Regions from separate parts of the Mus musculus genome. Here all the other regions are linked to region 1. The links are chromatin loops, found by intact Hi-C in ENCODE. Cell type or tissue: heart. All regions are shown on one strand. Each heading gives the region's core, and the rest is flanking DNA. Links, peaks and the distances in the headings are about the cores only.

The links. Peaks named below come from ENCODE experiments on the same cell type or tissue, not always from the same donor. Only the 100,000 strongest peaks of a DNase experiment are listed, where the experiment ranks them.
Region 2: a loop joins it to region 1, with 3 times the contacts of the local background. A loop is called at or near these places in 12 of 42 quality-filtered maps.
Region 3: it touches region 1 in a loop (4-fold over the local background); 22 of 42 quality-filtered maps call a loop at or near these places.
Region 4: it touches region 1 in a loop (4-fold over the local background); 4 of 42 quality-filtered maps call a loop at or near these places.
Region 5: a loop joins it to region 1, with 3 times the contacts of the local background. A loop is called at or near these places in 12 of 42 quality-filtered maps.

What each region holds. Positions count from the first base shown.
Region 1 is chr2:75,608,079-75,614,096 of GRCm38, forward strand. All of the region lies in intron 1 of Gm50595, which reads right to left. It overlaps Gm39853 (a long non-coding RNA gene), which reads left to right and starts at 5,314. Exons shown (of 3, transcript XR_866455.2): 1 at 5,314-5,864. In heart, for the core only: CTCF peaks have their summits at 2,720 (motif pointing right) and 5,387; DNase peaks (open chromatin) are centred at 663, 1,713, 4,953, 5,333 and 1 weaker place; H3K4me3 peaks cover 1,603 bases; H3K27ac peaks cover 1,919 bases.
Region 2 is chr2:75,845,139-75,851,156 of GRCm38, forward strand. The region is part of intron 1 of Agps (alkylglycerone phosphate synthase); the gene reads left to right. Among named protein-coding and RNA genes, the nearest start is that of Gm34861, 16 kb to the left of the region's middle. In heart, for the core only: a CTCF peak has its summit at 2,794 (motif pointing left); no DNase peak of the experiment used is centred there.
Region 3 is chr2:75,656,634-75,662,651 of GRCm38, forward strand. It overlaps Hnrnpa3 (heterogeneous nuclear ribonucleoprotein A3), which reads left to right and starts at 2,626. Exons shown (of 11, transcript NM_053263.1): 1 at 2,626-2,690; 2 at 4,833-4,955; 3 at 5,038-5,184; 4 at 5,263-5,473; 5 at 5,854-5,943. The coding sequence starts at 2,685. It overlaps Gm39859 (predicted gene, 39859), which reads right to left and starts at 2,304. Exons shown (of 3, transcript NR_166143.1): 1 at 2,157-2,304; 2 at 1,586-1,675. In heart, for the core only: CTCF peaks have their summits at 2,448 and 3,219; DNase peaks (open chromatin) are centred at 1,488, 2,508 and 3,148; H3K4me3 peaks cover 3,923 bases; H3K27ac peaks cover 4,486 bases.
Region 4 is chr2:75,981,910-75,987,927 of GRCm38, forward strand. Pde11a (phosphodiesterase 11A) reads right to left here. Exons shown (of 20, transcript NM_001081033.3): 20 at 3,899-6,018. It overlaps Ttc30a1 (tetratricopeptide repeat domain 30A1), which reads right to left and starts at 58. Exons shown (of 1, transcript NM_030188.3): 1 at 1-58. In heart, for the core only: CTCF peaks have their summits at 980 (motif pointing left) and 3,423 (motif pointing right); a DNase peak (open chromatin) is centred at 3,402; H3K27ac peaks cover 642 bases.
Region 5 is chr2:75,856,204-75,862,221 of GRCm38, forward strand. Agps (alkylglycerone phosphate synthase) reads left to right here. Exons shown (of 20, transcript NM_172666.3): 6 at 814-885; 7 at 2,696-2,775; 8 at 5,731-5,811. Among named protein-coding and RNA genes, the nearest start is that of Gm34861, 27 kb to the left of the region's middle. In heart, for the core only: a CTCF peak has its summit at 3,350 (motif pointing right); no DNase peak of the experiment used is centred there.

The sequences.
Region 1 (6,018 bases), core at 625-5,624:
AAAAGCACAGAGAGCTACATTAATCATGATGTGGTGTGCTCTGACCTTCCTGAAGTTATCCTTTGCTGTTTACCGGCTTTGACCTGTGGACTGCGTTCAGTGCTACCAACCCCAGCGGGTCTCTCTCCAAAGCCTCGTGCAAGCCTGAGTCCCGCGCAGTTTAATTCATATTCCACCCAACACACCCGTTTTATTTCCAGTGGAAATTGCTCATTTAATCGCACTGTAAGTTTTATGGGGTATGCCCCAGGCTGCCTTCTTTATGCTAGGCATTTCAGTATTTATGAGCAGAGCTATACCCAAAACTTCAAACATAAAGAAAAACCAGCAAAATATGCTCTCCTCCACTCCCATAAACACTTTTCACCGCTTTCATTATTTTTTTTTTCCCAATGAAGTTAAATGAGTGTGCAAACTCTGTAGAACAGGCTGCTGCCCGACATCGCCACGGCTGGTTTTGTCCTTCAGAGTCAGGCTGAGCTGGCCTCTCTCCTGCCTAGCACAAGAACAGGGGCCAGAGAGACAGCTCAGTGGTTAAGAATGCCGGAGACCTGAGTTTGGTTCCTGGCACCCCGGACAGGGAGCTCACAGCTGCCTGTAACTCTGGCTTCAGGCTGTCCGATGTCTCTGGCCTTCAAGGGCTCTTATACATACTTGGTGCACGTAAATTAATGAACGCCATTCACACGTGGGCCGGTGGGGGCGGGGAGGGCAGGTTGCAGGAGGCTTTGGAGAGAAACACGCTGGGGCTGGAAGCACCGAACGCAGTCCATGTACAGCTCAAAGGCGGTAAATAGCAAAAGATAACTTCAGGAAGGTCAGAGCACACCACATTATGATTAATGTCGTTCCCTGTCCCTTTTCCCGAAAAGATTCAGAAAAAGTCCTAGTGATTGGGAAAGAAGAAACACGACCTTTTATTACACGTCGGGCAGGACAAGCTTTTGTATTGTGTCTACAGTGGAGAATATTTATATATAAAATAGATACATATTTTTTTAGAGGAGGGTACAGAACAGCCATCATGGTCCGTACTGTTCCCGAGCTATAGTAAAGACTCCTCTGCCCATAATATAAAGAATTTTCCTACAGGAGACTAATCTGAGACAGGTGCTGTGTTTTATAACCAGGATCTGCTTCTACAGTAACTCTGGATTCCGGAGCTGGCTGTGCTACACAGTAGGGGTGGTTTAAAGGAGTAACTACGCCAGCCTTCTGAGGACGATTTTGCCTATAGCAAATCAAACAGCATCCCTGGACCACTTAAATGCTGAATTCCCCGCCCACTTTGTTTTGCTTAACCTACGACTGTTTTTATACGTTACTGTAATCCCACGATATAAAATACAGGAAAGCCCTTCTCCCGGGGGATTTAGGGGTTTGTGACAAATGGTTCTTCGCAGAGGCCGAGAATGCTTTTTGAATAATTTCAGAGAAGTGTCACGGGGGTTTCATTAAAAGGCAACAGTCACAGAACAACCCATCTGTGAGTTTAAAAAGCGCTTGTCCTGTCCTGTGGGGAAGTTTGCCGAACTGTTTTGCAAGGATGGAGTTCGAGCCACTGAGAGCATTAACATTTACGTGCAGGAACAAAGCCGAATAGGGACAAACTAAGGCTGTGATTTCAAAAGAACAGGGAACAGTTCCAAGAAGTGGAAGGCATGAGAGGCCGGCTCTTAGTCACAGGGTAGGGGAATCGTGGGCGTGCGCCCCTGGGCGGTGGTTCCCAGTCAATTAGGCGGGAAGCGGGAAGTGGGAAGCGGGAAGCGGCTGAGAATCCTAAGAAAGCCGCACTGCTTCTTTGAAAAGAACCTAGGAACCAATGATCTCCAACAATCCTGCCGATTTTGTTGTTGTGGGGTGACTCCTCAAATTCCCAAGGGCTGTATCACCATCTCTGCCGTGTGCTATCTGCTCCTAAAATGACAGATTGAATGTGAGAGTGTGAAACTAGATGTGATAGCTGAGAGGAAGCTGAGGAAAGAGCGAGGAGAGGCCGGGCAGTAGTGGCGCTCGCCTTTATCCCCAGCACTCGGGAGGCAGAGGCATGCGGATCTCTGTGTTGAGGCGAGCCTGGAGTCAGATGTGGTTCCTCAGCTTCTGTTTCTTCCCTCTCAGGGTGCCCAGGTGATGCAGCACACCAGGCTGAGAGGATGAATCCGCCGGTCTGGTTGGGAGTGAGGAGTGGGGTGCCCTCCGCAAGAGTCTTAATGAAACCGCTCTCCCAGACGATCTTAGCTTGTGCACCTACCTTTATTCGGGTGTGTTTGTATGCACATCCTTTATTCGGGGTGAACCTTGGAGGGTGGAAAGGGGCTCTTCTTAGGATGAAGTTTCATTGTCTGAGGTTCAAGGTTACCTCATTTGCATGGAGATGCATTCCAGAAAGTTGAGCCTGTAATTTCTCCACGGATTATGTGACTTTCCCCAGGAAGAGTGTGGGCCAGGCTCCCCAGATCAGGCAGAGAAGAAGCCCGGCTAAGAAAAGGGAGTCCTCCATTTTGCGCTAAGCTCAGGAAAATTGTCTGGACACGGTAGACTACAACGTTATTAGCGAGATGCAACACATGTGGTTGGGCTAAGTGAAAGAGAAGTAATTGGTGACCTACCTGTACATTAGAAATCTAACGTCGGGCTGGAGAGGTGACTCAGCGGTTAAGAACACTGACTTGCTCTTCCAGAGGTCCCAAGTTCAATTCCCAGCAACCACAAGGTGGCTCACAACCATCTGGAATGGAATCTGATGGTGTGTCTGAAGATTGCAACAGTGTACTCACATATATAAAATAAATAAATCTTTAAAAAAGAGAGAGGGACTGGCAAGATGGCTCAGTGGGTAAGAGCACTGACTGCTCTTCCCAAGGTCCTGAGTTCAAATCCCAGAAAACACATGATGGCTCACAACCACCCGTAATGAGATCTGACGCCCTCTTCTTGTGTGCCTAAAGTCAGCTACAATGTTAATATATAAATCTTTTAAAAAATAATAAATAAATAAGAGAGAGAGGAAGGAAGAGAGAGTTCGATCTAACGTCAAGGCTCTTCAAACGGTGGCATTAACCTGTTCTAACAAGCTGGAGTTTTTGGCCCTGTCAGAGGTTACCCATCAGACACTTGGACGGACTCACAGGCAGGCTTGGTGATTTCACAGAGTTGAACCTTTCAACTTCTGGACACACGTTTGTGGTACCTCAGCCCCTGACCCAGCGGACAGACGATCTGTGGTTAGGTAACTGCAGCCAGCCTATCACTCAGCTCAGAGCTTCCAAGCTTGACGACAAAATCAAATGAAGCTGAAGGGTTTGTTCGGCTTCCCTTGGTTTCATTAGTGACAATGACAGAACAGTCCTCAGCGTAAGCTTCAGCAGGATTTGAGAGAGCGTTACTCAGTTATTATTACTGCTAAAATAATAATCACGAAAATCACATTTCTATTATCTGCTATGGTGTATCATGAACAGTCCCAGGAATGTAAGATGCAAGAACAGCTGGTGTGGCGTGGTGTGGGAGTTGCATTTGGGTGACTTTGGCTGCGTGCTTGCTGTTTCTTTCAAAGATCAGAAACATTACCCAGCCCTTGAGAGGCAGAGGCAGTAGGTTCTCTGTGTTCAAGGCCAGTTTGGTCTACAGAGTAAGATTTCAGACCAGCAGGGACTACATAGTGAGACCCTATCTAAAATAAATATATAAGGTCAGAATCACAGAAATGTAGGCATTTCTATCGTGTACAGCTGTGTCCCTCCTGTCTGCATGGTACCTGACAGCACAGCCACCCTTAAAGGGCAGACTGCAGTTAATCATGTCCCCAGGACTGTCACTGAAGACGGCTGAACTGGCCATCTGAGTTATATTTCTCAGCAGAAAGAGAACGGCTCAGCGGGAGAAGGTGTGCTTGCTGTGCAATCCTTGTCACAATCCTTTGAAACGCAGACCCACACAGTAGGAGGAGGGACTCAATTCCAGTCCTTAAAAAACAAAACAACAATAATAAACAAACAAACAAAAAATCATGGGTTGCTTTTTTACAGTGTTCTCTGTTCAAAGTAAAGAGCGAAACTATGTTTTCTTTAACCCCTGCCCCAAGTTCATTCCTGGTCACTCTTTGGTTTTGGACCTGGGACAAGGGACTGCGGTGCATATCTTACATATCAAAGGAGACATGACTTCCAGGTTCTCCCAGCATCCCTCAGTCCTACCTGGAATACCTTGAACTTTCCAACCAAGGGGCTGGCCTGTTCTTCCCCCAGAGGCTCTTCCCTATATAATCCAGACATCATTTTATGAGTGCTCTCTCCCCCTCCCTCTCTCCCTGCCTCTTCCTCCCCTCCCCTCCCCTCCCCTCCCCTCCCGTCTCTTCTCTTTTCTTCTCTTTTACTCTCTTCTCTTCTCTTCTCTTCTCTTCTCTTCTCTTCTCTTCTCTTCTCTTCTCTGCAGGAGAGTGCCCTTTGTCTCTTTCTCTCTTACTCTCTCCCCCACCCCCTCCCCCCAGGCAACTCCTCTCCTGGCCTCAATCCTTGGGGCCAGTGAACTTGCCCTAGTGCAACTTCCCAATAAACCTGCCTTTAATATAATTGAATCTGTTTTAAATTGGTTCACTTCTCCAGTGGCAGAAAACTAGCCTATCGGTCACCATGCCTTCTATAGATATTTTTTTTAATTGTCAAAAACATACCCCTTGAGCACTACACTCAGACCAGAGAGGAACACAATCTGACCCTCACAGTACTGATAATCCAGAGTATGCACAGGGGGAAAAAAGGCAATTTATACAGCAGAGTCAAGCATCGATAAATAACACACAGCAGACCCAGGGCAGGCAGGGCACAGGATGGCTCTGTCCTTGCACCAGCTCTCCTGTGACTCCTGTTTTCTTTTCTGCTTCTGCTCTTCGGGAACGTGGAAGGAAACCTAACTGTGCCGTGGGTTCAAGCGTGCCTGGACAGATGTGTCTAACTGGTGGGGCAGGATTTGCCCTGCCCTTGGCAGAGACTCAAAACCGGCCTGCTACTTAAACACATCCTGACAAGTTTAGCAAACGGAGTGGGAGGCAGTGAGGTAGGGAGGGGTGGGAGCGGGTATGTTTGAATTGTGAAAATTCTTCCCAACCCTCACCCCCGTCGGCCAGCAAAAAAGAAAAGAAGAGAAAAAAAAAAAAAAAAAAAAAAAGGGAAGAGGGAGAGTCTTAATTGTGGAGTTAATCGTGTGACAAGGGGCTGACTCATTTCCTCCTCTGACAATAATTCACAGGACTATTTTTTACTCAGGAAACTGGGACAGGAGGTCGAAATCTACGAGCCCAATGGCATCAGCTCAGCTAGAGTCCCGCAATAGGATTTGGTATTAAGTTGAAAAAAAACAAGCGGGCCCTGTGCCTTTGTACATATGAGACAAAGGTGTCCAGCAGGGGAGTGTGGCCAAAAGACAAGCAAGGGCCACTCCCAGCCGTAGGGCTGTTACTGATCACTCGGTGCCACATGACTGCCTCCTTGGTTTCCTGTCCAAAAAAAGAAAAGAAAGAAAACAAACAAACAAACAAACAAAAAACGACAGTAATTGGTGAAGGAAGACGTGTTAGATTACAATGTGGCCAGAAGATGCGTTAATTCAGCCCTGAGCTGCTTTGTCAGTCCTTCTCTGGAGGGAAGGTGACTGGGCCTCAGGAGGTCCTCATTGTCTTAATTCTTTGTTATAGAGACATTATTATTATTAAGTTCAAGTCCAAGTCTGAAGAAAAATGGGGTAGAGACTTCATTTTGAACGCCGACTGACCCATTCTGTAGGAGCCCTGGTAGACCAGAACCTTCCATGTTTCTTTGAGGTCAGCCTCAAGCTCCAACCCCTACTTGCCTGCAACCGTAAATTCCGTGAGTAAAGACAGATCTGAGAGTATGTGAGTGTCTGGCTTTACAGTCTCAGGGGTGGGGGTGGGGTGGCTTGTGTGTTTTGTTGTTTTTGGTTTTGTTTGTTTTCCAAGACAGGGGTTTCTATGATTTTTTTTTCATTAATTAATTTATTCAC
Region 2 (6,018 bases), core at 600-5,599, 240 kb after region 1:
CATTTCTTTTATACACCTCCTACCCTCCAGTACTCTCCCTTCTTCTTGCCAAATAGTCTTTCATTTCATTTAAATCCAGATTCTGCATAGAGAAAAAAACAGGTGCTATTGTTTTAAAAATCTGGTGCCAGTGTACTTCAGTGATTCTGATCATTTCCACATTCTCTATATTCTCTACTGAAGCAAATGTGGTAGATGTATTTCCTTATGGAACAGGGCGTGGATTTGTCTCTAGCAGTTACCAGGAGTTACAGCTGGATCCATAACTGACATCACTTGTGCATTCTTAGCACAGGATTTTTCTGCAGAGTTGCTTAGTAGGGGGGCACTTGTGTTTTTCTTCCTCTTAAAAACTTAAAAAGTATTTTTATTTTATATAACTGGGTGTTTGGCCTATATTGTATGTATAGCTGTACACCATATGAATGCAATGCCTGTGGAGACTGGAGCAGGGCATTGGATCCCTGGAACTGGATGGTTGTGAACCTTTATTTGGGTACTGGGAATTAAACCTGGGCTCTCTGGAAGAATAACAAATGCTCTAAACTGTTGGGCTCTCTCTCCAGCACACCTCCTATGTTTTTGCTAACAATTCTCTGTCTTATTAAGTCCCATATTTAAGTTTGTATTAGACTGGCAACAAGTAGCAAACAGTTTACTGCATCAAAGGACTAAATACAGCAGCTAGTCATAAAACACAATAGGGACATCCAAGGAAGTTGTCATGCGTTAAAGTATGACATTGTAGTGTGCAAGGTTTGTCATGAGGCATTTTGTATAGATGGCAAGAGTATTATCTTGTTGAACCATTCTAGAACTCTGATCTTGGCAGAGTCCTGTAATTAATCATTTAGATCATATAGCACATTTATCTCCACCAGAGATCAAAGTTAATCAGCAAGCAAGTAGATTAGTTGATGATGGAAAACAAAATTATTGTTGCTACTACTTTTTCTTGTAAGACAAAAAGTTTGTAGAACTTTATTACAACAACCATAGGCAGTGTTTCGGAGCCCAGTTCGTTAGCTTTTCTCAGCACTGTTGCGGACTTGACAGAAGCATCTTTGGGGAAGAGAGAAATATGTCCGGCTCATGGTTTATAAAGAGCACGTGGCTGTGGTAGCAGTGGGTCCTGCAGGTTGGTTTGTTTGTACCTTTCTTCTGACTCAGCTTGTTTTCTACGAATTATGCTTTTCAAGGTGGCATGGTGGTATATAAGTCTGTTTGTTATTTGGAAGACAAAGGCAGGAGGATCAGATGTCTTTTTTTTTTTTTTTTTTCCTTCGAGACAGGGTTCCTCTGTGTAGTCCTGACTGTCCTGGAACTCAAGCTGGCCTCGATCTACTTCCCTAAAGCTCAGGAATCCACCGGCCTCTGCCTCCCAAGTGCTGGGATTAAAGGCGTGAGCTACCACTCCTGGGCTAGAGACTAGTCTTAAGCTGCACGAGGCTGTACAGTTTTCTGAGACTACTTATATCTTAAGTACAGTCTGCATCCATTGATTCTTTTAACAAGTGTACATTGTGAACATTTTTGAAAGCTTTCTTACTGAGTTTTTAAGAATAATTTTGGAGGGTTGGCAGTCTAGGTATGAAGGTGACTTAAAATTTATTTTAAAAAAACCTACATTTTAAGTTGAACTTAGAATAAAGTCAGTATTATTATACCTTCTAATCTTTACATTTCTAATGAGAACTCCACTTCATTTTTCTTTTCAATAAAGAAGTTGGTGGAAATAAAACTTCATTTGTAGAATTTCCCTCATTTTTCCTTTCCCCCATCCCTGGCTGACCTTGAACCTCTGGTCCTGTCTGAGCTTCCCGACTACTGGCATTATAGGCATATGTCACCATACCTTGGTCTACAGGAATTTTTCATAGTGCATTTTTTCAAGTGTGTGTGTTGCTGTCTTTCTCATCACTTCTTTGTCATATGATCTCTTTGGTTGTCTTGAAGCAGTCAATCACAAACCAGATAATAAAGAGCTGCATTCGAAAATCTTGAGGAGGGTTAGATTTCTGCTCATTGTGTCCATACGTGATTGGTTTGGAAGTGGCTGGCACTGAGGCTGGTCAGCTCAGCTCAGCCAGCACTGAGTGAGGCTTCAGAGGCATTTCTCTCTTCACTTTTCCCAAAGCTATTTTTCTCATTTCAAACTGTAGTGAGGCTGGAGAGATGGCTCAGCGGTTAAGAGCACTGACAGCTCTTCCAGAGGTTCTGAGCTCAATTCCCAGCACCCACATGGTGGCTCACAACCATCTGTAATGGCTTTTCGTGCCCTCTTCTGGTGTGTCTGAAGACAGCTACATGCACCCATAGAAATAAAATATATACATCTTAAAAAACAAAACAAAACAACCCCCCTTTCTCAAACTGTAGTGGATAGGTCGAACTTCTGAACTGAGTTAGAAGTAATTTCATGAGAATTTTATCAGAAAAGCTTTAAAAGTTATTAGCTAAATGATCTTTAAAAAGGTTGTTAACCTAGAGTAAAAGTAGGTGAAATAACCTTTTCCTTTTCTTGACTTTTCCTGACTATGCTTAGAAAAAGCACAAGCCATGCGCTAAACCCAGGGTCCTGTGAGTTATATTGAAGAGGAGTGGGGAGCTGATGATTTGTCTCCAGGGGCAGACACAAAAGTGAGATCTCACTTAAGACTAATACTTATGGATTAGTAATAACAATACTAAATCTAGATATAGTATTTCACCTAGTGACTGAGTAATAGGCCTGGGGAGTGGGAAAAAATGGAGTGTGCAAACCATACATCTCCTAGGAGAACACTGCCACCTTGTGTATATGTGATGATAGTCTCTAAGTACTTATTTTCTGTTGTTGCAACACATAATTTTTCCTTTTTTTAAAAAAATTTTGTTTATTTTATGTATGAGTACATTGTAGCTCTCTTCAGACACACCAGAAGAGGGCATCGGACCCCATTACAGATGGTTGTGACCCACCATGTGGTTGCTAGGAATTGAACTCAGGACCTCTGGAAGAGCAGTCAGTGCTTTTAACCTCTGAGCCATCTCTCTAGCCCAATTTTTCCTTTTCATATTTGTACTACTTCGTTCTGCAAGTTTGTAAAACATGTTTTAATAGGGTAAAATCAAGCCAACCTTCTTTTTGGCAGTAGGAAGAATCTTGGGTTTTGACAACATCAAATTTGGTGTGGTTAGCTTCAGGAATCTGAAAGCCTGGGGTATGATACTACTTTACTTCTGGTTTAGTTGTGGATAACTTCCTTTTAATGGAGTTTGGGAAAGCTAAGGATTTTGTTTTTTTTTTTGGTTTGGTTTTTCGAGACAGGGTTTCTCTGTGTATCTCTGGCTGTCCTGGAACTCACTTTGTAGACCAGACTGGCCTCGAACTCAGAAATCCGCCTGCCTCTGCCTCCCAAGTGCTGGGATTAAAGATGTGCGCCACCACACCCGGCTGGATTTTGTATTCTTTATTGCAGTTTTCCTGGTGCCTTGAGATTGTTATTCTTTTTTTTTTTTTTTTTTAATTATTACGTATTTCCTCAATTACATTTAGAATGCTATCCCAAAAGTCCCCCATACCCTCCCCCCCCTTCCCTACCCACCCATTCCCATTTTTTGGCCCTGGTGTTCCCCTGTACTGGGGCATATAAAGTTTGCGTGTCCAATGGGCCTCTCTTTCCAGTGATGGCCGACTAGGCCATCTTTTGATACATATGCAGCTAGAGTCAAGAGCTCCGGGGGTACTGGTTAGTTCATAATGTTGCACCTACAGGGTTGCAGATCTCTTTAGCTCCTTGGATACTTTCTCTAGCTCCTCCATTGGGGCCCTGTGCTCCATTCAATAGCTGACTGTGAGCATCCACTTCTGTGTTTGCTAGGCCCCAGCCTAGTCTCACAAGAGACAGCTATATCAGGGTCCTTTCAGCCAACGCTTGCTAGTGTATGCAATGGTGTCATCGTTTGGAGGCTAATTATGGGATGGATCCCTGGATATGGCAGTCTCTAGATGGTCCATCCTTTTGTCTCAGCTCCAAACGAGATTGTTATTCTAAAAGGCAAAGTTTACTCTGTGATAGGGAAGACATCAGGCACTAGACTTACTGATACAGCTGCTCCTAGATTCTTAAATGTTTCCGTCAGACCCAGTGCAGAATGACCACAGTAAGACTTTAGAATAGTGCTTTTGAGAAAGTATTAAAATGATGAAGAGGGCTTTTAAAATTATTTTGGTGACCTGAGGGTATAATTTAGCAGGTTTTAAATATTGTCATGAGACTGGGTTGAATGTTCTCTAGGTAAAACTTCTTTATCTGGGCAATGTGGGACAGGGCACTTTCTAAGGATCCTTTTAGCATTTGGACTTTGTAACAAGTGAAGCTTTTACTCTCCTACAGATGTTGAAGCTGTAATTCACATCCAGGTACTTGCAGCCTTTAAATAGGATAATTAGGATCAGTTGCTAAATTAGAGGTGCGTTTTGGCTCGTGGTTTGGAGGTTTCCTTCTGAGACTGGTACCGGTTGTTTTGGAGTTGCCACTGGTAAGGCAGCAAGCGGATCACCCTAAGCCGCGTGTGGCAGGGCAAATTAGTCATTCTATGCTTAGCTATAAGAGAGATACTAGGGATGCACAGTCCCCTTTTAGGACGCGTCTCAATGCCTCTAGACCTCCCACTAGGTCCCACCTACTAAGGGCTCTACCACCATCTTATAACACCGTGCTCCCTGGGCACAGTTTTCTTTAGTTTCTGTTTATTATTTGTCCCTGGTCTTTATTATTTTCTCACAACTGCTTCCAGTTGTTTCCTTCCCTAGGAGTTGACTACGTCTGGATGTGCTCTGAGGTTGAGACATCAGCAGAGACATCCAAAGCTCCTTTCTCAGAATTGCCTTTGCTCTATCCCAGAGCTTCTGATAAGGTTTGGTTTTTGTTTTCATTTGAGTCTAGGGACTTTTAAATTTCCTCCTTAATTTCTCCTGTTAACCACAAGAGTGCATTGTTCAAGCTTCATTTGTTTGTAGAGTAGCTATGATTTCTCTTGCTATCATTATTACCTAGTAAGATATAAATTTTTTTAACTTGTTAAGACTTGATTTATGGCCTAAAATGTAGCACTTATATTTTAAATCTGCTTTATTAACATGTCTGCTAGTAGTCAAACTACCTTTTTTAAAAAGCCTTTGATTCTTTGAATTTTCCATCATGTACCCCTCAAACTACCTTATAAATTGGTCTATTTCACTGTAGCAGAAAAATTAAAAATTCTTATGTTTTTCTAACACGGGTAAAAGTAAGTTTCTTGTTCAAGTGCATTCCTAGTTTTAACTGCAAAGTTATTTAGGCCATCTTATGTTTATTTACTTACACTCTTAGGGATCACACTCAGAAATTTGAGCATGCCAGGCTATGTCCCTACCTTAAACTCTGTATTTAAGATGAAACAATTATCTTTAAGTCCACTCCTTCTCATCTTTTTTTTTGAGTGATTACATTTGTTGATTGTAGCTTACTGTGAAGCATGCACAGCGCATTACAATGATTTTATATTTAGAATTGTTAATATGTAGGCATTTTCATGTTCTCATTTTTATTTCAACTAGTAGTAATGGACATAAGGTCTTTTAAATGATTGTGAAAATTAAAAGCCAATGATACATTGCTTGGTTTTGAAATGCTTAGCAAGTTTTTTTTTTTAAAAAAAGAGTTAAAAATTACTTTTAGTTTGTGTGTGTGTGTGTGTAAGTGAGACAGAATATTAATATTAGTTGTAAGGGACACATTGAACAGGAAAAGACTGAAACAAGGGAATAAGATAATTCTCTTTTTAGTATTTTTTACTTTACACCAGCTATGTTGATGACATGTATACCTATTGTGAGGCTAGCTAAGTGAAATTCTTTGGATGTTTTGGAAAGAATACAAGAAAAAAGGGCTGAAGTTTGAGGTTGGCATCTAAAGCCTGTAATAAGTGAATTGATCTTGGTGTTTATCTTAGTGGTTTTACCTATTTTTTTAGTATTAAGTATGGATTTGA
Region 3 (6,018 bases), core at 340-5,339, 48 kb after region 1:
TGGGATTAAAGGCGTGCACCACCACGCCCGGCTTCTGTTTTCTTTTTAATTGGTGGTTATTAGGCAGGGGAGGGCTTGTAACCTGGAGGTGTAGACTTATTGGGGAATAACCTGGAGAGGCAGGTCTTGTTTGGGGGTAGCCTGGGAACTGGAACTAGGTACTGGCCTGTTAGTTTACTTGAGTTTAAACTTAGGTCAGGTTTTGTTTGTTTGTTTGTTTGTTTGAGACAGGGTTTCTCTGTATAACCCTGGCTGTCCTGGAACTCACTCTGTGAACCAGTCTGGCCTTGAACTCAGAAATCTACCTGCCTCTGCCTCTGCCTCCCAAGTGCTGAGATTAAAGGCGTGCGCCACCAGTGCCCAGCTAGGTCAGGTTTTCTAAGATGGAATCTAAACCCCAAAATTTGGTCTCTCAAAAACCATCTTGAAAAACCAAGGATCAAAAAAGATCGGTATCTGAGCATGGGCCAGAGAACAAACCAGCCAAAGATTGGTTATCGTTTCTGCTTCACTTCCTGCCCTCATTTCCTTCAATGACAACCATGACCTGGAAGTATAACATTTTCCCCTTTTGAGTTGGTTTTGGTCATGGCGTTTATTACCCAGCAACATAAAGCAAACTAGAATCAGGGTATCATGTAGCCCAGGGAGGCCTCATACCCCACTTTGTAGCTGTGAATGTCCTTGAGCCCTTTTGAGACAGGGTCTCTGTATCCTAGAGCTAGATGTAGGTCAGGCTGGCCTGGTACCCCCAGAGATCCTTCTGCATCTGCCTCCTGGTTGCTGTGATTAAAGTCCTGAGACACCACACTTGGCTGCTCTGAGTTTTTTCAATCTCCCACCTCCAATCCCTAAATGCTGTGGGTTTGAGGGATTAGGAGCTGTGTCACCTGCCCAGTTTGCAGAGATGAGGATCCAGGCCTAGGTCTCATGTCTGACTGCTGGGATTAAAGGTGTGTGCCACCATCTGAATCCATTTCTCATCTTTCACTGGGAGAGACAGATAAATTGCAAAGGAGTTTGCTATGCAGAATGTTAAAATATGCAATTTGTTGCAGGAAAAGAAGGCTTGTCAATTGTGCTTTTTTTCTTACCCTCAATAACTTTATTTAAATGAGATCTGCAGATTTTTTTTTTCTTTTGAGACAGGGTCTCACTCTATAGCACTGGCTCCCTGAAACTCCACATAGCCAGCTAGAGAGGCATGGGCCTCTGCCTTCAGAGTAGCCTAGAGGTGACACATACCACGACTAGCAAATCTGTAGACTTTTAATTTACAGTTGTTATTGTGAGAAGGCTAGGCTAAGTCCACGACAGGCTTCAAATTAGCAGCTAAGGAGACGAGGTCTAAAAACCCAGGCTTCAGGCAGCTAATTAGAAACTGCCCCACCACCTGGCCTGAAACAAGGACAATGGGTCAGCAGTTCCCAGCCAGCCCCCACGCCCCAGTAATGGAATGTCCTTCGAGATAGCATAAGACACAGCCTACCACCCCCCACCCCAGATTCCTCAGCCAGTTTCCAGGCACCATACCCTAGTATGGTTCTGGAATACCTAGAGACAGAGTAAGACAAAGCCCACCTACCCCAGGATTCCACTAAGGTGCTTTAAATTGGTCCTGCGGGCTCACTTCAGGCTCTATCTTGGTAACGGGAGACCCCAGCATGCTGGACTTCTACAGAATAAAAACAGTGTTTGCGTTTACATACTATTAGAATCCGGGGTATCATTCTTCGTTACAGTGGGTGTTTCGAGACTACCTAATCCTATGTTTGCTTTTATTTGATTAAAAACCCAAATCGTTCCAAATCCCTTTGCTAAGCAAATAAACGATTCGACTTATTTCGTTCATATACTGCACACTAAAACTCGAAACTGATGACCACTTTAAATAAGAAACAAATCTCTAGCCAACAGGTAGAGGGCCTATATGGCCAGAAGCCTTTTGGAAACGTTGGAAATCGTTCCATTCTCTCAATTCTATACCCAAGTGGCTCTGCTTCTTCCTCCCAGACTGTCTTAATTTGTAAATGTGCAAGCTGCTAAGGTGAAAACCGCAGTAACTCAGCCGCGTTTTGCGGTCCGTGAGACGTGCCCCGACTGCGACTTGCAGTGTGGGTCTCCCAGGAAGGCGGCGCAGTCACATTTTTCCAAACCTGGGCTCTCGACATTTAGAAAGCCGCGAGGGAGGCGAAGATGGTCAACTGGCTTTCTTACAACCTTAAGTCTCAAGTCAGAAAAGCGTGACTTTCCATTTGGCTCTGGAATGGAGGTGAACTCGGAAATGGAGACCCGCAGGCGCGCGGGGGAGGGGCGAGAGGGGCCAGAAGAAAGGGAAAGGCCTTTCTCTAAGCTGACGCGCGGTCACGCGGCTTTCTCCCGACGTGGGCTCTCGCCATTGGTCGAGCTGCCGCTGACGTAAGCGTCGCTGCCGGGCGCGAACCGCGGCGAAGGCGGCGCTGCGTTGGAAGTTGGCGAGGCGCGCGCGCTCCCGCCGGCGGCCCAATCCCCGCTCTCCACCCTCGGCCCGCCAACGCGGTGGACCAGTCGCGCTCCGCTTTCTCATGACTCCGCCCCCAGTGGGCGGGCGGCGCGCGGATAGCACATCACGTGGTGACTGGCCCCGCCTCTTCCTCTCGGTCCCATATTGAACTCGAGTTGGAAGAGGCGAGTCCGGTCTCAAAATGGAGGTAAAACCGCCGCCCGGTCGCCCCCAGCCTGACTCCGGCCGTCGCCGCCGCCGCCGGGGGGAGGAGGTATTAGGGGGAGAGCGGGGGGTTGCTGGGTAGTTGCCGGCATGGGGGGGCTTTGGCTCGATGGGAGTGGGGAGGCCGGGGAGACCGGGACGATCGTCCCGCGCTTTGCGCTGAGGGCGGTGGGAGGGGGAGGGGAGCGGGCCGGGTGGCCTCCTCCGGGCCCTCCGTCGGCCTGGTCCTCTCGGTCGGCCGCACCGGCAGCCCTCGAAGACGCGGCGGGGCCGGGGAGTGGCTCGGCAGCCGGGCGAGGATGCCCTCGGGCTGCGCGGCCTGACTTAGCGAGGCCGCGGGCGGCATGGCGGGCCTCCGCGGGAGCGGTTGGGAGGAGGCGGTGGGGGAGGGGAGGAGCACATCCGGGCGAGCGAGCAGGCGGGCGGCGGCCGCATTGACATTGATCCGCCGCCGCCGCGTTACGAAATGGCGCAGTGGCCCGCAATGGCCGCCGCCTGGCTACGCCGCCAAGAAGGAGTGCGCGGGGATTGGAGGGGACGGCGGGAGGCGGCCCGGCGTTTCTGCCGCAGATGGCCTCCAGGCTCCGGGCGCGGTGCTTTCCGCTGGGGTGCTCCCGACGTGGATCTAGGCCTTGGCGGGCCTTCTGGGTGATGACAATCCGCGCAATACTCGGGCCGGATTTTCTCAGCGCTCATTTGGGGATACATTACTGAAAAGCTTGCTGCTTTAAGGTGCTTCCTAACCCGCTGCTTGTGCTCAAGTATTTGGAATGAGAGTATTTACAGCGTCCTGTGGTTGAAGTCTTAACCATTTCGGGGGTTTGAGTGTAGATGTGTTTACTTGGAGCTTAATATTTTTATTGATCTAATTTCTCATACTTCGGATTGGCCCGGATTTTGGTTTTCCTGGATTTTGGTTTTAGAGAACTGCGACCACACTAGAAAATACCACGATTACGAGAATTTTGTGTGTATAGAGATGCTTTTTGTGTATTGTCAAATTCATTTATGCGAGGCTTGAATAAAGGGGTTTTACGTGAATTTGGGTAGTTGGGTTTCTGGTATGTGGCTGTCTGCATATTGAATGTTCTAACTAATATTTCCAGAAGATGGAAGAAAGTGAGCCCCCTTTAAGGGCTTGTGTTGAATTGTCTTAATGCGTTCATTAAAAGCGGTTCACTCGAAAGTAAAATCTTCAAAAAGAAAACCACAGGCTAGATATTTTCTAAGTCTCTCAGTTACGGTTTTGTTTCTAATTCCTCTGGTCAGGCGGTATATGCTATACCTTGTAAATCCAAATTACACGCTTGTGAATGTAAGGATCGCATTCGAAATAACTTGAAACTATATGATGTAAGTGGGTATAACCAAGGTAAATTGATTACAGAAAGCTAAGTAGTGGAACCAGGTGTGAATGGTGCGTGCACACCTGTTACCCTAGTATTTGAAAGGCTAAGGTAGGACTGCCTCAAGTTCAAGGCTAGCTTAGCCTGCCTTTCCTTGAGAGCCAGCCTCAAAACCCTCACCCACCCTTTTAACCCCCACAAGGTATCACGGGGTTAAGTCTTGGCTGTGTTTTGTGGGATATGCCTAATTTGCTTGGGAATGTCTTTTAATAACTGAAATGTTATTAGCTGGAAATGTGAATTTCTCTTAATTTCCCGTTGTAAGCTTCTAAGTTGCATTTCATAGATCATGTTTTAAAATTACAGGTTTGTTGGTGTTGCAGACTGAGGACAGTGGAGATGGCACGGGCAGTCTTTGGGGTTTATTTTTCTAGTGAATGATTTGTTAGAAACATCTGAAATACTCTAGACTTTTTAGTTGTAGCTTAAAGTTTAAAAAATCTGGGACTGTTTGGGGGTTCAGTTTAATGTGACCCCAGATACCATTTTAGTGGGATATTTTTGTTTTTAAGACAACCTACTCCCTATGTACCTCATACTGGCCTAGAAGAACTGACATAATCCAGGCCAGCTGTCTCCCAAACGCTGAAATTAACTGGTGTGTACTATCATGCCCAGCGTGGAGCAGGTTTTTTAAATGGATGGAATATTGATGTTACAGATTTGAGACAGAACTTCATTTTATCCAAGAAATAACTATATTGATCTTTTTTCCTCAGGGCCATGATCCAAAGGAACCAGAGCAGCTGAGGAAGCTATTTATTGGTGGTCTGAGCTTTGAAACCACAGATGATAGCTTAAGAGAACATTTTGAGAAATGGGGCACACTTACAGACTGTGTGGTGAGTTCTTGGGGTAAAAATGGTCTAAGAAAGGGATGGGAACCTATAGCACTATTTAATACTTTGAACTATTTATTTGTAGGTAATGAGAGATCCCCAAACAAAACGTTCCAGAGGCTTTGGTTTTGTGACCTACTCTTGTGTTGAAGAGGTGGATGCTGCAATGTGTGCTCGGCCACACAAGGTTGATGGGCGTGTGGTGGAACCGAAGAGAGCTGTTTCTAGAGAGGTATTTTAATAACATGTTGTATAATACTTGGATATGTTTCAGTTTGGTTTTTTTGACTTATAATTATTTTATTTGTAGGATTCTGTAAAGCCTGGTGCCCATTTAACGGTGAAGAAAATTTTTGTTGGTGGTATTAAAGAGGATACGGAAGAATATAACCTGAGAGACTACTTTGAAAAGTATGGCAAGATTGAAACCATAGAGGTTATGGAAGACAGGCAGAGTGGGAAAAAGAGAGGATTTGCTTTTGTAACTTTTGATGATCATGACACAGTTGATAAAATTGTTGGTAAGTAACAATTTATTTGAGTTTCGTTTTCATAAATCATCTAAGTCAGTGGTTCTCAACCTTCCTTATGCTGTGACTCTTAATACAGATACTCATGTTGTGAACCCCAACCATAAAATTTTCATTGCTACTTCATAACTAATTTTGCTACTGTTATAAATCCATGTATATCTGATAAGCAGGATGTCTGTGACTCAACCTATAGGCTGAGAACTATTGATCTAGATCAGGAAACATTTCTAAAATATTGACTCATTCTCTTCTCAGTCTACCATCTTAATAATATTTTAATTAATTGCATGGTGATAAAGGGTTCACTTTAACATGGTTTTCCAAACAAAAAATAACTTTTCTTTTGTTTTTGACTTAAAAAAATATAGTTCAGAAATACCACACTATTAATGGGCATAATTGTGAAGTGAAAAAGGCCCTTTCTAAACAAGAGATGCAGTCTGCTGGATCACAGAGAGGTGAGTAGGCTCAGATACACATAAACAGTGGGCATGAACAGTTGTGGGAAAGATGTGAACTTTTCACTCCAATTC
Region 4 (6,018 bases), core at 575-5,574, 370 kb after region 1:
TGGGTTGGGACAGAAGTCGGAGAAGGGACAGAAACTTGTTGCAAGTAGTCCAGACATTATACTCCCGGTTTCTCCCGGCATGCAACATTGTTACTTCCCCAATGGGACGTATCCACTTTGCATTCTGGGAGTTGTAGTCTTATTTCACGAGTACTGAAATCTGGGGACTTGGCGTATTGTTTGTGTATTCAATTCAGATAGGAAAAGGTCATAAGACTTTTAGGCCGTTAGTAGGAGTTTTAGACTCCCTTTACTCGTTAGAACGAGTGAGCGTTGCTTGTTTTCTAGCTAGATAGTGTGACCTCTCTGTGGAAGAGCAGTAACCTGATTAGGGCCTGGGGTCCCTGGAGGTTTTTTGAGGCTTGTACTTTTTTTCCCTATTGTATATTTTGAAATCTGCTGAATTATCCGTTAGTGCCGAACTAAGTGTGTACTTCTTAATAGAATAGTACAGTGACCAAGCATTCTGCACCAAGTAGAAAATGATCTACAAATGGCGGGCATTTTGTTTGTTTGTTTGTTTTTGGGTTTTGAACGTCCGTTTATTAAGAATATAGTAAGCAAAGGTAAAATAGTAGGAAATAGCTGATAGAAACATCAGATCGATAATTCAATATAATCAAATTGAAGGCTTACAAATATTAGTTGAAATCAACTAGGGCAGCCATTGAAGAGGTTAGCTAGGATTCCCAATGAGAGTCCTAGGCAGATCAGAGTGTCTAGTTGGGTAACTGTGCTAAGTAAAATCACACAAGCCAAGGAGCAGATAGACAATAGCATCAAATCAGGCTTTCTCCAGAATCGACTAAAGCAGACCTTCTGAAAGAGTCATAGTTGAGTTCCTGACCCAGATTCTCAGCAGAAGCAGCTCTCTGTCACCTCCAAGATGGAGGTAGATAGTGTGATGGTGAGATGGCGGAAACTTTTTAAAATCTCAGTGACATATCTTTTCCAACAATGCCACATCTTCCCCAACAGTGCCACCAGCTGGGGACTAAGTGTTCAAACATCTGAACCTACGAGGGACATTCTCATTCAAACACTACAGAGGCTGAACCATGACAACCAAGAACTAGGTTCCATGAGAAACGGTGAATGGCAAATCATTCTATCTTCATGTCTCCAAGAAACTGTAAAGGCCTGCCAAATGAGGGCACCAAGTGTGTATGAGGAAAGATTGCTGTGTCCCTTTTTTTTTTTTCTATAGAAACAATCAAGTAAATTGGTGTGGGCAGTAGGCTTCTGACTTCCATGACTCAATTGCACTTTCAAACAGATATACAATGACTAGTGGGGTTGGGTATCCCCTAGTTCCTGGTATCACAAGGAAAAGGCTGAAGCAGGTATACATTTGCTCCTATCGTATAATCCTATCATATAACAGCCGATTTTATGTGCGTTCAGCCTTCCCTCATGTGGAGAATTTGCAGCCATGTGACTTCTTGGATGTCATCACACAAGGGGCATTTCTGCAATCAATAAGAAGGAAGGAGCAGATTGCACCCATTTTATGTGTGTGGAGTGGGCCTTTGGTCCACCAAAGATCTTTTTTTTTTTTTTTTTTTTTTTTTTTTTTACAGAAAGCAGGTAAGGACTACTTCTATATCCCCACTCTGAGTTTACTATTACTCTGATTTTCTGGTACCCTTTTAGGTGAAGTCTGTGGTGGGGGTATGTGATGCTCACATATTAAAGAATATGATATGTCTCCTTTACAACTGCTGCCCTGCCTGACATTTGAATTTGGAAATTCACACTCAGTATTTAAAAATCTTTATGCATAGACTGTTATTGTGAAAAAGCTGGCCTTAAATTATGATGCATAAACATGAAATCAGGAAATGACCTTTTATCCTTTCAGTCTCTCTGTCTGCAAAACTGTACTTACATGATGAAAAAAACTGTACTTACATCCCACCCCCTCCCACACACACCGAAAGGATTGTCAGCTTTCTCCCAAATTTCTTGGCTACCTCTCTGTGTTGCTGTCTGTCTATGAGCACAGCAGCTAAAGTACACAGGAGGGTAGCCATTTTGTGTCCTCCTCCTTATTTCATGGAAAGTGGCTCCAATGGCCTGGCTTGAAAAGAGCAGGGCATTTGGCTTAGACAGATGGAGGGCAGGGTCATTTTCAAAATGCAATGAGCACCAATCCCACTGTGAAATTGGCATGACCAGAACTACCGCTGTGATAGGCTGACTTTTATTTGGTCTCTGATAGGCAGTTGGGGAGTCGTTTCATTGTTTCTTGGATGGGAGAGATAAAAGGAGATCTTTTAATTAATGATGGAAGGCCTGGAAAACAAACCAAGTAGAATATTACGAAGTATAAACTATCATTTTTGTTTACATTAGGGTCTTGACGAGCTGGAGTATATGTCAAAAGCAAATCTGCAATATTATCCTCAGCAATAGGACAACATGCAGTGGTTCTTATAAAGTGCATTAGAGACATAAAGAAAGGAGTTAATGATTGAGAAGGTAGTGTGACACTCATGGCTGGCTTTGCTGGACTAGGGGAGAGGTGGTTACCAGGAAGAGTATGCAAAACATAGCAGGGCAAAAGCATTTTGGTTCTTAGTATCCTTCTGTTCTTCCTGCCCAAATACAAGGCAATCAAATGTACAATGGATCGAGATTCCCTTTTACTTATCTGGTTACCCTATGAATGTGAGCATTTGTGGCTGGTGCATTGCTAATTCATGAGTGTCTTACGCACAGTCACATGCACGCATCTTCCTTAATAAAGGAAGTCATCTGTAAAGGTAGAGTTTTCTTCTCCTCTATGGCTCCTGACCTTTTTTTTCCAGGAGCTCAGTCCCATTGAACTTTGGTCATCTCAAACCCATCTCCACTATGAACAGGGAATCAAAATTAGGGCCAAATCTGTAACGTAATTGACTGAGTTTTAGGAGCCTGAGTTCAGTCTTTTGAAATGTTGGGGCCGTCTCTATGCAGAATCAACAAGATCATTCATGTTTAGTTGGAGAGTCATTTCATCTCATGTGGGTCTTACCTTTCAGAGAAATCTTCCTCAATATCCAAAGATCTCTTTCTTGAATGGACTTTGATTTTGATCAAGTAGCTTGGATTTTAAAGTTTACAGTGTTACTAAATCAACTTGTCTTGGATAGTGCAGGAGCGTTATTGTTTACAAAAGGGATTAGCGGAGAAGGCGAAACTGTGCATCCTAGTTTGTCAAACAGTTGGGCAGCCTTTCAAAGAAAGAGCTACTCCAAGCCCCAGTATTGTGTGTATACAGAAAGATACAGAAAGCATGCACCACGATCATCACCAGGCCCCCTTTGCCTAACTTCCCTTATTCATCCCCACAGACCTTTTGTGAGGTTCCACTTCACTGTAGAACTGCAGGCTGCAATACACAAAGAAGCCAGTGGCTGCAGCAGGCAGCGCTGGTATTTGCTTATACTGTCCAGTAGAGGGCCACACTACACCTCTCTTCTCTCTCCTTGGGTGTCTCCTTCCTCAGCCATTTGATCTGGCTCTAGATTATTTGTTGCAGTCCATTCTGATAGAAGAGGCATAATGGTGTAAGAATTTTAAAGTTTAAGTACTGAAGCCATTGCATAATTGCATTACATCACTGTGGCTGTCAGTCTTGTGTAGATGTGACCCCACCTTGTGTAACTGTCCATGCAGATGTAAGCAATGCATAATGGATGGAGGAATAGCTTTCGGCTACAGAATTCTTCTACCTCCAGACAGCCTTCAGTAATGCGAAGAATCTTTTGTCAGTTTAAAAATGAGGCCCCGGGACTCCTAACACACAATCAGACGGCACTGGTCAAAGTTAATGAGCTAAACGGTCACAATTTAAATGGTAGGTATTAGAAAGCATCTTTCTTCCAGCCCTCAAAACAAAGACTATGCCAGAGTGTTAGTTAACCATTAAGCATTTTATTAAAAACAAGAAGTCTCTTTTTTTTTTTTTTTTTTTTTTTTAAGTAGCCCGTTTCAAAGCCACGTGTAGTTGCTTCTGAAATGGACAAGCAGCATTAAACCAAGTGTTCCTACAATGATTAGCCTGGAAAGGACACAAACAGAGGAGCGCGTCTTCTCCTTCTTCTGTGTAAAGCAACAGTAATTAGGAAGCAAGTCAGTAGGGAATCCTTTTTAAACTGTTGTAAATCAAAAGAAAATAGCAAAAGTAACAGCCCTCCGAGGGAACGAGACTCAATAACTAGACTACTATCTCCACACTTGCGCTATGCTTTAAAACTGCTGTAAATATGATCTCATCTAAATCTACGCTAGAGCAAAAGAAAAATGAGCACTCTAACACACACATAGACACAGAAGGGAACTCACCCAAACGATGGTCTCAAAGAACACACTTGGGTTTTTTTTTTTTTTTTTTTTTTTTTTTTTTTTAGCAAATAGTTAATTTACTTCATAGAACACTTTTGCAGCAGAGTGTACATTGAGAGACATTGGTTGGTACAGACTGACACAGATGAACAGTTTGCCCTTAGTGCTGCTGAGAGATGCACAGACATGCAAGGACATTCAAAAATCAAAGTCTGTACAACCCCAAATCACTAGGCAGGGGCAGGGGTGCATGGACAAGGAGAACACAGCACTGGGTGCTGCTAAATCTAATGCCCCCCCTCCCCCCCCATGAAATTCTCCAGACACAGCCTGGTTTATTTCTGTTTGTGTTCTAGTTATTGTTCAGTTAGCGCAGTGGCTCTCAACCTTACTAACGCTGCGACCCTTTAACACAGTTCCTCATGGTGTCGTGGCCCCCAACCATACAATTACCCTCATTGCCACTTCAGCATTGTAACTTTCTCCTGCTATGAATTTTAATGTAAATATATATCTGCTATGTAGGACGCCTGATGTGTGACCCCCAAAGGGATCTCCACACACAGGTTGAGAGCTGCTGACTTAGGAAGTGTGTGATACTTTGGCCACTAATAGCCAGACTTAACCTCTAAACTCCTAGTATAATTGGGGTGTGGGAGCTCTTGACAGCACATGGCAGAAAAACAGTCCCAGTTTGCTGCTATGAAACATTCAGAATTCACTAAAGGAGGCGTGACAGAGCTCTTAAGGTCCCAAATTAGGTTACATTCAGTTACTGTTGTTAATCTTTTTGTCTTCCCCGGGCCCATGCCAATGCATTTTTCTTTATATTTGGATTTATTCCAAACATATTTAGATTTTGGTTGCATTGTTTCTATTACTATAAACGATGATTAGTGTGTGTGTGTGTGTGTGCCTTTCTGTAACTCACCAGGGTCAGCAAGAGAACTGGGTTTTAAAAATAATTGTTCTACAAAGTAGATTGAGTAAAGTCAGCCTAATGACTTGACTAAAATAAGCGAAACTCTGACATACAGAGAAGGCAGTGGAATTCCAGAAACATATTACTGTCATTGCACTAATAAAAAAAAAATTCTAAGATCGTTTTAAATCCAAGATACTTGCAAACCCGAAGTCCTGGGAAGCATGTAGGCCTTCAGGTTTCAGAAACAGGAAGTGCATGTGCCATTTTTACTTTTCTTGGTTCTCTTTATAAATTCCCTTCTAAACTAATGATTCCCATACGGATGCAATGCTGTGAGATAACTGAAAACGGTTCTTTATGAACTAAGAGAACACGGTTACAAGCAGGTACTGATGGCTACATCATTCACGGTCATTAGAAGCAGGCTCAGACACTTTGTAGGAAGGTTGTTCTGTGTCTGCTCCCTCTATGCATACATTTTTTTTTTTTTTTTTGCATCTTTCAGTGAGAAGATGGCTCTCAGGCTCTCTCAGGTTTGCTTCTATTTTATTTGAGAAGTAGAAAGAAAATGACCCTGGATGAATTTTCCAAAGCAAAGCATAGCTTGGTCCTTTGAAGCAGAAACTGAATAAAAGTTGGTGCTTTTATTTAACAGATAGAAACCTGCAGAGGTTCAGAATCCCAAAACGAGAGGCCCATGGGCAGCCAGCTAGGATGGAGTCCTGCCCTGCTGTGGACTGGTAGGCACCCTTGGCTGGCCGCCC
Region 5 (6,018 bases), core at 285-5,284, 250 kb after region 1:
AGCTGGAGTAGGACTATCTTATTTGACTTATAGTCTTCCTCAGAGAGTTGTTATTTAGATAGCTTTAGCTATAAATACAAAGGAAAGGAATTTGTGTGCTACTCTAGTTTGTGTAAGATTTTATTTTATTTTATTTTTTTTTAGGAATTAAGAAACAGTAGTGCTAAAGTTAATTGGTGAAAGTATGTATGTGAACTGTGCTATTTACGTGGTTTGAATGTTACTATTCGTTTAAACAGGAGATAAAACGTCCTTCCAGTAGGGTTTCCTAGCTGACAGTACCTACTGAACCAAATGATCAAAGTTAAGATTACGAGAAATGAGACATGGCATAGCACCACTGCTGTGAGGTGCCTACCAACTGTTTAGTCTCTGTTGAATCTCAGGGAAACAAACTAAGAGCTTTGTTTGAAATAACTGCCTAAAGTTCTTCAGAAATGTCATTGACATAAAAGTCAAAGAACCAGTGTGTGATTTCAGGTTTGACTCTGGTCCGAAAAGGGATGCTAGTGGGATATTAGAGGAAGGACTGTAGATTGTTTTGTCTATGTTATTTGATAGGTTTTGATAATTAGATCTTCCTTTTATGAGCTGTTAATGTTTGGGAATGTGACATGAAGTACATTTTTATACTTTTTCCTAAGTCTGAATTGTTAAAACTACAGAGAATCTTGCTTACAGCCATTTAACATGGTATGAATAAATAAGGAAAAGTTAGATGTTCAAAGTTTTTTACTGACCTTTAGTTTGTAATAGTATGCACATTTTATTTATTTATGTACTTATAGTTAATATATTTTCCTTTTTCAACAGCATGTCATGATGATGTAGTTAAGATTGTGAATCTAGCTTGCAAATATAACCTTTGTATCATACCAATTGGTGGTACGTATTGTGTTTTTCAATTTTATTATGGTTAAATTTGTCCTATTTAAAATATTTGTATTTTTATTTATATCCCTTGAAAACACTCTTTTTTGTGATAACATAGTGATTGTAAAAAATTGGTTTATATGATCATTTGTGTTGTAAATACAAGCTGCTTGAGCTGTTTACCTCTTAAGTCATGTTTTTCTTCTGTATGGATCATAGGTAAAGATAGTTTTTAACGCTAAATAAGAAAATGTTCATTTAATAATTAACTTTTTAGTCTGTGTTATTTTAGTCTTTGTGGGGATCATTTTAGTCTTTCAAGGCATCCAGTGTCATCTTTGGAGGAGCTGGATGATCGTAGAACACCAGGAGAATTAAAAGTTTGCTAGTGCAGTGATGGCTCGGCAAGGCCTCTGACTACAGAAAGCTAGCATTATGTTTTCATTGTAAAGTAAATTGATCTTTGAGTTTATGTTGTTGTTGACTGTATGATTTTTATAAGCCAAAGGAAATTACCTTCACTTTTTTTTTTTAAAAAGGTGTAGTTATTATATTTAGATGAGTACACTGTAGCTGTTTTTAGACACACCAGAAGAGGGCATCAGATCCTATTATACAGATAGTTGTGAGCCATCATGTGAACTCAAGATGTTTGGAAGAGCAGTGCTCTTAACCACTGAGCCATCTCTGGAGCCCCTGAGTTTTATTTTGTGTTTGTGAGTGCACTATCGCTGTCTTCAGACACACCATCAGATCCTGTTACAGATGGTTGTGAGCCACCATGTGGTTGCTGGGACTTGAACTCAGGACCTCTGCAAGACCAGTCAGTGCTCTTAACCGCTGAGCCACCTCTCCAGCCCCCAACCTTCACTTACTGTATTGGCATTGGTGAATAGAAATTAGACCTCAGCAACTCTAGGAGTCCTAGACTCCTTTCCAACTGATACTGTCCCTTTAGTTAGTGTACAAAGGCACCACAGTGCCACTTACTATGAATTTTCCTTTTACCGAAAATGATGTTCTAAACAAGAGGTGGTTCCAGCCACAGGTACTGTACTCGCCATTGGCAGCCTAACCTAGTGAGATTAAGTTGATGTATGCAGATTACTTCTTTTAGCAATTGGATTCCAGAGGCTTATTTTCCACATAGACTGTATGAAAATAGCAATTAAACTTTTATATTAATATGGGGTGATTGTAGTTAAAAACTTAAAATATTGTATTATTCATTGTTAAGACATTTATCCTTTGACACATTGTTAAGAGGAAATAGGAGTATATTGTTTAAATATTTCAACATATTATTTAGCCTATTTTATTATCTCTTCACTAAAGAATATGAAAATTTGCTTTTTAGTAGCAAGATCTGGGCATTTAACTTTTTTATTTTAGTCTATTAAAGCTTTTTGCATAAGACAGTTACTGTAAGAGAAAGACAATTATGTAATTATAGTAGGAAGAAGTCGATGGTACTTCTAGTTGTTCAGGACTTGTCTTTTTTCTCTTAAGCTTCCTCTTCACGGTGATCAGTAGCTTAGATCTTTGCTAATTATGTTTTTGGAGTTCCACAAATTGCTAGGGCTTTCCATGTGTGTGATATCCAGGGATGGAGCCATAGCCCATTGAGTTCAGTTCCATAGTAGTCTGCATTTGGCACTCAGCATGAAAGGAAGGTGAGTTTGTTTTCAGTGTGTTAGCTTTTGCAAAGTAGAAATAGGTGTCAGCGCAGCAGACCCATTTGTGTTCTGTGTACTGGAGCTGTTCCAGAAATGTAGCGGGAGCAAAGTATTTAAACACAAAGTTTTGTTTCCTGTTTTGACAGGAGGAACAAGTGTGTCCTATGGCTTGATGTGTCCTGCAGACGAGACAAGAACAATAATTTCTTTGGACACTTCACAAATGGTATATGATATTCTAATTGTGCTTTCTGCTTAAGCATCATTTTCTAAATACACGGTTTTACTGCATGTTCAGGCAACCAGAAGCTAAGTTCTAAGGCACAGATCTTGGTGCTTTAGTGCCAAGTTAGTACATACATTGATCATCTGAGAATCGTGATTGTAAAGCTTGAGACAGTGGATAACTTGAGTAATATGCAAGTAATGTGTAATTGTGTACCTGCCTCCCAGACTTAAACTGATGCTTTTGTACATTTGCTGTGGATGGGTGTGAGAGCTGTACCATGTTAAGGGTTTAACCTGGGTTGAATTTTACCTTCATAGTCCCAAGTAGCAACTTTGTGGTTTTTAAGTTTGCATCTTCTTTGAAGAGCAAGGTAGAGGTAACTGTGCCTTGCCCCATGAGCATTACTAGTGTTTCATTGCATTCGCTCTCTTTTAGTTTTTAGAACTTTAAAAACAAAGCTTGACGTGCTGCTTTGTACCTATTTTCTCTCTCTCTTTAAAAAGAACCCATTTATTTATTTACTATATGTAAGTACACTGTAGCTGTCTTCAGATGCACCAGAAGAGGGCATCAGATCCCATTACAGATGGTTATGAGCCACCATGTGGTTTTCTGGATTTGAACTCAGGACCTTCGGAAGAGCAGTCAGTGCTCTTAACCGCTGAGCCATCTCTCCAGCCCTCTGTCTCTTTTAAAAAGGTCTTTTTCTCATTTAACTACTGTATTTTTGTCACTCTTGTTAAGTCAAAATCATTTTCTTATGCTAATTTATATAGTCCACACTTATTTTTAAGGATATCTTTATGACAGTTGATGACTTCTGATGGCTCTCTAGAAAAGGGTCTCATGAACTTTGGATGTTTCTCCTTAGGCCTCACTTTCTCTGCAAGTGTGCTTTCCTTTTGCCCAACGTTACTGATTTTGAAGAAAATAGGTTATTTGTAGTATGGAATGGTGTCATTTAACTACTCTTTTAGGCCCTGAATATATATAGTCTAATAGGTTCCTTCCTCCTTTCCTCCCGCCTTCCCTTTCATCGTGCTTCCCTCTCCTTCACAGAAACTTATCTTATAGATAGATATGACAATGTGTTCTTTAAAATACATTTAATTTTATTTAAAAATCAACACATAAAACTGTGTATGCTTTGGGCTTATCATTTCGATACATGTTCATGTATCCTTTGTGGTGCCAAAGATAACCTTGAATTCCTGACTCTACTATCTCTGCTTCCCAAGTGCTGACACAAAGGTGTGTGCCATCATGCCTAGTTTTATGCTATACTGGAGATTGAACATTTCATGACGTAGGCCAGCACTTGTAGACTGAGCTACATCCTTAGAACCTGTTTTTTTTTGTTTTTGTTTGTTTTTTGAGTTGTGTAGTACATACTGGATATAGCATAGATATATATTTTCTCTAGATTTTTTTTTTTATCAAAAAGTATGTTTCAACCTCAGTTGATTAAAACATGTTAGTGCAAGTATGTAGTTACCTCAAGAGCCAGTCTATTGATATATACATTGAATGTAAATTATTATCTGAGATTCCATCAAATTTTCAAATTCTTTCTCTTTTATTTCTACAGTTAAATGCTGTTAATTTAGCTGGTATAAGACCCAAAGCTTGACTGTGTTATAGTTATATTGAAATTGCTGTTGTCTTGTAGTGTAATTTTGTTTTATATAATAAAACAAAATACATTAATGCTTACTATAACTCAATAAAGGAAATATTTATGTGTGTTAAATTTTAGAATTTTTGTATTTTAGAATTTAGGCATTATACTAATTTTGTATTGTCTGTTGTATTTTTCCCCTTTCATTATTAACTAAGTTTATATTACTATTAAGAAATGGAATATGGGCTGGTGAGATGGCTCAGTGGGTAAGAGCATCCGACTGCTCTTCCGAAGGTCCGAAGTTCAAATCCCAGCAACCACATGGTGGCTCACAACCACCCGTAATGAGAGTAATGAGATCTGATGCCCTCTTCTGGTGCGTCTGAAGACAGCTACGGTGTACTTACATATAATAAATAAATAAATAAATAAATAAATAAATAAATAAATAAATCTTTAAAAAAAAAAAAAAGAAATGGAATATGTCAAACATACAAATAAAACTTTTTTGGGATTCAAAAGAAGATACACATATGTAATATGTATATGAGTATGGTTAACTAAAAATGCCAGAAAAATATTTTACTGATAGTTACTTAGTAAGTGCAGTTGTTGCAGAGAGTATCCAGCTCCTCTTCCTGCTCCTTTGAGACAGGGACAAGGTCTGTGTTGCCCAGGCTGACCTCAAGCTTACTGGGTGGTGGCGGATGACCTTGAACTCCCGACCCTCCTGCCTGTAGCTCTGGAAATGCAGGTGTGCACCACCATTTTGGCTCAGTTCCTTTTTTGGAGCATGAGGCAGGAATTTGTTTTGTTTTCTACACATATTTCTGTTTTTTTTTTTTTTTATCTTGGGATTTTTTTTTAAGTGCGGAGATGCCATGTATTTATTATATTTAAATATATTAGCAGGTTTTTTTTTCTGCCCTATTTTCTGATTCTTAGATATGATTGTTAATAGTCGTACAAATAGATGTTTCCCATATACTGTTTTCTATGTGGAATATCTTATTTATTCCTTTAGCAACTCTGTTATTACATATTACTACTGTCAACATTTTACAAATGAGGACTCACTAAGACTACTTAGTTACTAGATAGCTAAGCAGTGACTTTTAGTTTAATGTTAGCACAAAGATGAGGGTATGTTTCTATCCAGTGCATGCATAATGTACTGCTCTTGTTCAATGTCACAGCATAGAGTAAGGGGGGGTTACTTTCCTTACTTCTCATTACTACCTTGCTACTGAAGCTTTGAATTTGGAACTTAGATATTCCCCAAGAAAATGTTAATGGCTCAAAGGAATGAGACTTCTTTTCCTTTGTAACAGAACCGGATTCTCTGGGTTGATGAGAACAATCTGACAGCTCACGTAGAGGCTGGGATAACAGGACAAGATTTGGAAAGACAGGTATGTTATCTCTTTAATTAAGCTTTTCCAAACAGTGATTTTCTGTGTCTGAAGGAACTGCCTTTCCACAATACATTGTTCACTCAGTGAATTTGCTCAGTTTTTATTGTAGGTTGAATTAGAACTGAGAGTACAGTAGTGAATGAGACACTATCCCCTACCCTCAAGGGCCTTGTACTGGGATAGAAAGTTGGAGAAATAGACAAT